2 separate regions of the Homo sapiens genome follow, and region 1 is linked to region 2. Evidence: read pairs that join two places in POLR2A ChIA-PET (ENCODE). Cell type or tissue: OCI-LY7. All regions are shown on one strand. Each heading gives the region's core, and the rest is flanking DNA. Links, peaks and the distances in the headings are about the cores only.

What was found. Peaks named below come from ENCODE experiments on the same cell type or tissue, not always from the same donor. Only the 100,000 strongest peaks of a DNase experiment are listed, where the experiment ranks them.
Region 1: POLR2A ChIA-PET joins it to region 2 with 7 read pairs; 10 of 35 experiments call an interaction of 5 or more read pairs at or near these places.

The regions. Positions count from the first base shown.
Region 1 is chr20:44,925,634-44,928,556 of GRCh38, reverse strand. The region is part of intron 7 of PABPC1L (poly(A) binding protein cytoplasmic 1 like); the gene reads right to left. Among named protein-coding and RNA genes, the nearest start is that of PABPC1L, 17 kb to the right of the region's middle. In OCI-LY7, for the core only: no CTCF peak of the experiment used is centred there; no DNase peak of the experiment used is centred there.
Region 2 is chr20:44,977,884-44,980,806 of GRCh38, reverse strand. STK4 (serine/threonine kinase 4) reads right to left here. Exons shown (of 11, transcript NM_006282.5): 3 at 2,236-2,364. Among named protein-coding and RNA genes, the nearest start is that of STK4, 13 kb to the right of the region's middle. In OCI-LY7, for the core only: no CTCF peak of the experiment used is centred there; a DNase peak (open chromatin) is centred at 1,356; H3K4me3 peaks cover 1,507 bases; H3K27ac peaks cover 2,324 bases.

The DNA of each region.
Region 1 (2,923 bases), core at 151-2,650, 52 kb after region 2:
TCATGGATACAATTTAGGGGGAAATTGCATGGATTGGGGAAAAAGTGACATCTTTATTTTCATATTAGCATTTCCTTCTATTATGAATATGGGCAACAACAAAAAAATCCTGGCAGTATTAGCCATGAATTTGTCATGAAGAAAAAGAAAATATTTTCATATCACATTAATTATTGCTAATCTCAGCCGAGCGCAATGGCTTATGCCTGTAATCCCAGCACTTTGGGAGGCCAAGGTGGGCAGATCACCTGAGGTCAGGAGTTCGAGACCAGCCTGGCCAACATGGTGAAACCCCATCTCTACTAAAAATATACAAAAATTAGCTGGTTATGGTGGCGGGTGCCTGTAATCTCAGCTTCCCAGGAGGTTGAGGCAGAACCCAGGTTCTTGAACCTGGGAGGCAGAGGTTGTAGTGAGCCAAGATCATGCCACTGCGCTCCAGTCTGGGCGACAGAGTGGGACTTCGTCTCAAAAAAATAAAAATAAAAATAATAAAAGAAGCACATACTGCTTTCACTTTAGTATTTTGACCATTATATTTTTTCAGTATGATTTTTTTGTACACCTAAGAATCTTATTTTATGCATTTAAAAATATTCTTAGGGCCAGGTTTGGTGGCTCATGCCTATTTTTGGGAAGCAGAGGCGGAAGAATTGCTTGAGCCCAGGGGTTTGAGACCAGCCTGGGTAATATAAAAAATAATTATCCAGGCATAGTGGTGCTCCTATAGTCTCAGCTACTTGGGAGGCTGAGACAGGAGATCACTTGAGGCCAGGAGTTGGAGGCTGCAGTGAGCTGTGATGGCACCACTGCATTCCAGCCTGGGTGATAGAGCGAGACTCTGTCTCAAAAAAGTTTTTAAAAAATATTCTTAGAAGGGTTCCACAGGCTTCATCAGATAGCCAAAGGGCCGGGCACAGTGGCTCACGCCTGTAATCCTAGCACTTTGGGAGGCTGAGGCAGGTGGATCACCTGAGGTCAGAAGTTCGAGACCAGCCTGGCCAAAATAGTGACACCCCATCTCTACTAAAAATACAAAAAATTAGCTGGGCATGGTGAGAGGCGCCTGTAATCCCAGCTACTCAGGAGGCTGAAGCAGGAGAATCACTTGAACCCAGGAGGCAAAGGTTACAGTGAGCTAAGATTGCACCATTGCACTCTAGCCTGGGCAACAAGAGCAAAACTCCATCTCAAAAAAAAAAAAATATATATATATTGTTAAGAACTTCTGGCAGTCGGTAGTTAATAATGATAAAATTTAGCAAAGCTAACACTTATGCAGAGCTTACCATGAACTTGATAGTGGTATAAGTATTTATATCCATTAATTCCTTTAATTTTCATAATTATTTTTATATAAAACAAAATACAGGCCAGATGCAGTGGCTCATGCCTATAATCCCAGCACTTTGGGAGGCTGAGGTAGGAGGACTGCTTGAGCCCAGGAGTTCAAGACAAGCCTGGACAACACAGCAAGACTCCCAATTTCTACCAAAAAAAAATTTTTTTTTAAATCAGCTGGGCATGGTGGCACATGCCTGTGGTCCCAGCTACTTAGGAGGCTCAGGTGGGAGGATCACTTGAGCCCAGGAGGTTGAGGTTGTGGCGTGCCATGATCACATCATGGCCCTCCAGCCTGGGCAACAGAATAAGAACCTGCATCTAATAAAAAATAATAATAAACCAAAATATATAAAATCGCATAACATAGGCCAGGCACAGTGGTTCACGCCTATAATCTCAGCACTTTGGGAGGCCAAGGCGGGCAGATCACCTGAGGTCAAGAGTTCAGGACCATCCTGGCTAACATGGTGAAACCTCATCTTTACTAAAAATACAAACATTAGTAGGGCTTGGTGGCGGGCGCCTGTAATCCCAGCTACTCAGAAGGCTGAGGCAGGAGAATTGCTTGAACCTGGGAGGCAGAAGTTGTAGTGAGCCAAGATCGCGCCATTGCACTCCAGCCTGGGCGACAAGAAGGAAACTCTATCTCAAAATAAATAAATAATTGTATAATATATATATATATGTAGGCTGGGCGTGGTGGCTCATTCTTGTAATTGCAGCACTTTGGGAGGCTGAGGCGGGCGGATTACTAGGTCAGGAGTTTGAGACCAGCCCGGCCAACACAGTGAAACCCCGTCTCTACTAAAAATACAAAAATTAGCTGGGCATGGTGGCAGGTGCCTGTAATCCCAGCTACTCAGGAGGCTGAGGGAGAAGAATCACTTGAACCCGGGAGGCGGAGGTTGTAGTGAGCCGAGATGGCGCCACTGCACTCTAGCCTGGGCAACAGAGCTAGACTCCATCACACACACAAAAAATAGATATATTTATAATCCCCATTTTATACCGTTTGTCCTGTTAAAAAGATGGTCACCCCAGGTGTGCCTTAACTCTAAGCAATCCAAATTTACACATTTCCTTTGTTCGGGGAGTCCTCAAGAAGGTCCATCTCCTGAAGCTGTATGCAAGGTGTATGATGAATCATTACGACAATCACTATTTCACTACTTATTGAATGCAGATGCTGTACATGCAGCCTCTTTAGTAGTTCTTAGGACACCTGGAGAGGTGAGAAATGTTGCTCCCACTTTATAGGTGAGTAAACAAGGTCCGAAAAGCAAAGCCACTTGCCTCAGTTTCTACAGCTAGGTAATGGTAGGACTGGGGTTTACATTTAAACCTGATTAACTTTAAAATTCCAGCTTTCAACCATGTTTCTACATCAAATGTATATGCATTTGCTTGGAAAGAGGACCTATAGCTTTTTATGATGTGTAATCAAATTTACTGATGCCTAATTTACATGTGCCACAGCCTTCTCTCGCATTTTTCAAAAGGATCTTAACCTAAAAGACAACCTTTTTTCCTCCAAACACAAGGCTCCCTGAAGGATGTTTACAACTGGACTCAGTAGCCA
Region 2 (2,923 bases), core at 191-2,690:
GTCCCAACTACTCAGGAGGCTGAGGCAGGAGAATGGCATGAACCCAGGAGCCGGAGCTTGCAGTGAGTCGAGATCGCGCCACTGCACTCCAGCCTGGGCAACAGAGTGAGGAGACTCCGTCTCAAAAAAAAGAAAAAATGATGATTTCTCCAAAGGGAAAAGTGATTTTCTTTTCTTTTCATTTGAATTTTTCTAAGAAGTCATATGTACTTTGTAATAAAAACATACACATACTACAATCTATTATAAAGAAAAAATGTTCAGGATCAAACCTGGAATTTTAGGTCTCAAGCTGGAAGAGAGATACCAAACAAGAAATTCAGAGAAAAATCAAATATCCTATTAAAATAAAATAATGTGCCCTCTGAGAGCTGCCAGCTTTAACTGGCTAGATTGTTATCATGGCCAAATGAAGTTTCCTAACAACTGATGTTAAAACCAAATTGGCTTCATTAACTCAGAACTCTTACAATTTCCTCTTCAAACCTTAGGAAACATGCCAGTGACAAGGACAGCAAAACACACACACACATTAAATATTAATGAAAAAAGTGTCTAAGGTAAATATCAACACATTTACTCTCCCTGTAATACAGTACTGACAGGAGTTAAATACTGTAGGCCATTACTATCAAGTATTTACTACTGGAATATGTTCTCTATAGACTTGCACTGTTGGCTAGATTCTCCTCTACATATATATATACTTAGCCTGTCCAATTAGTCTATAAACTCCCAAAGCACAAGGACTCTGCTCTGTATTTCACTGTATTCCTTACAGTGCTTAGCACAGAGTAGACGCTTGAAAATATCTCTTCTTTAATTAAAGACATTTCCATACTCTGTTTGGAACACAGCTCCCGCACAGTCTATCGAAAGTGACAAAGTCCCAATTTGCCAAATGGAAAGAACTTCCAAAATGTATCTGAAAAAGGAGCAAATGGAAAACTGCCACCTTCATCTGGTCAATCCAATCAAGAAAAATGGGGATTTTATCTAGTAGACAGTAATCACAAAAATAGAAGGGAAAAAAAAAGAAGGGAGAGAAAAAAGAAAGGACTACATTCCCAAGTCTGTGAGACTGAAAGGCTTCTGGACTAATTTTTTGGTAGGTAGCCCCACCTAAACCCTAATGTAGAAGTTTTGCAAACAGCAGGTACTAAGTTGATCTGCTGACCAAAAAGCCTTCAGAAGAATGAATGCAGCTTCAACTGAGAGAATTTCTCACCCATCTTCAGCTCCCTAGAGCTGGCATTGCCCCTAACTTTGTGTTTGTCTCTAATCTAAATAGTGCTGGGGAAGCCTGCTCTATCAGTGACCAACCCATGTTGTCATGGAATTTCAGAGCAAACCACGTGGTTTTCTGTGGTTGTCTTTTGGTCTGACTTCCTGCTTACAACATTTGACAAATCTTAGTTCCTCAAAAATAAATACGTAGGTACTCTCAGCTAGAATAATTTTTTTTAATGTGAAGGAACAAACAGTAGTATATACATAACTACTCTTTTTTTATAGATTTACCTGATATTCTAAGGTTTCTAGAACTAAAAAACATTTGAATTATCTGTTCTTGGCTATCTCTGCAGAAATGTTTTCTCAATAGGAAGTAAAAAAGATCATTATCACACACACAAAAAAAAGCAAGCACCACCTTCTGCCTCTTCTTCCTAGTTTCTAAAAGGGCTCACTGAAGAAAAGAAAAAAGCCAGGTATGGTGGCTCACTCCTGTAATCCCAGTACTTTGGGACTTGGCCGAGGCAGGCAGATCATTTATGGTCAGGAATTTGAGATCAGCCTGACGAATATGGTGAAATTCCATCTCTACTAAAAATACAAAAATATTAGCTGGGCGTAGTGGCACATGCCTGTAGTCCCAGCTACTCGGGAGGCTGAGGCACAAGAATCACTTGAACCTGGGAGGTGGAGGTTGCAATGAGCCGAGATTGCACCACTGCACCCCAGCCTGGGCGACAGAGCGAGACTTTGTCTCAGAAAAAAAAAAAAAGAAAAATTGAAAAAAAAAAACAAAACACCATGCATAAAAATTACGGAGGTTTAGCTACAAAAACAACCATTATCATCATATTTTTTTCTGAAAAGAAAATGCACAGTGATTCCATCGAATTCTCCCTTCTGCAAAATATCTAAGTAAATGTGTCTCTAGGTATCAAACTCTACACAATCATAGCTAATTCAAAACCACATTCTCCCCAAAGGAAGCCCACATGCCTTTACCTGTCACATTGCTGCATTATAGAGATTTCTTTGATTATCTCCTGGAGGTCTGATTCCACAGGAACTTGCTTAATAGCAACAATCTGGCCGGTCTCTTTATGAATAGCTTTGTATACGCTGCCATAGGACCTATACATTTGGGAGAAGAAGAACATTTATAAAGTCAAAGCAAGCCAAGATATAAGAAGTGGTAAAACACAAGCAACTGATAGTTCTAACATATATCCCTAAGTGCCTAATACATATACACTTGCAAAACTAAGATAGCTAAAATACTTTTGGGGAAAAAACTGTCAAGAGAACTACAACAAAATGGCATCTTGAAAGCTTCACATTCAAAACTGTAATGAATGTATTCTTATGAGATGGTAATATAGTAGCTGCCATGCACTGCATGCCTGCTATCTGCTAGAGACTGTACACCATCTCAATTCATTCCTACAAAAAATGAAGATGAGATGACTATCCCTATTTTACAGGTAAATGTAAAAAGGTTCAAAGGGGTTTATGATTTGCCCAAGGTCACATAAGTTATCAGTCCAGGATTTGAAACCAGTTGTGTTATCAGTCCAGGATTTGAACCCGGGTGTGTCTGAAAACAAAGCTTACGTTGTCTCCCCATCTATACTGGGGTACAATATGGAAGTGGCAGTCTTTGTTTTATTGTATTCACTCTAGTACCACAAGA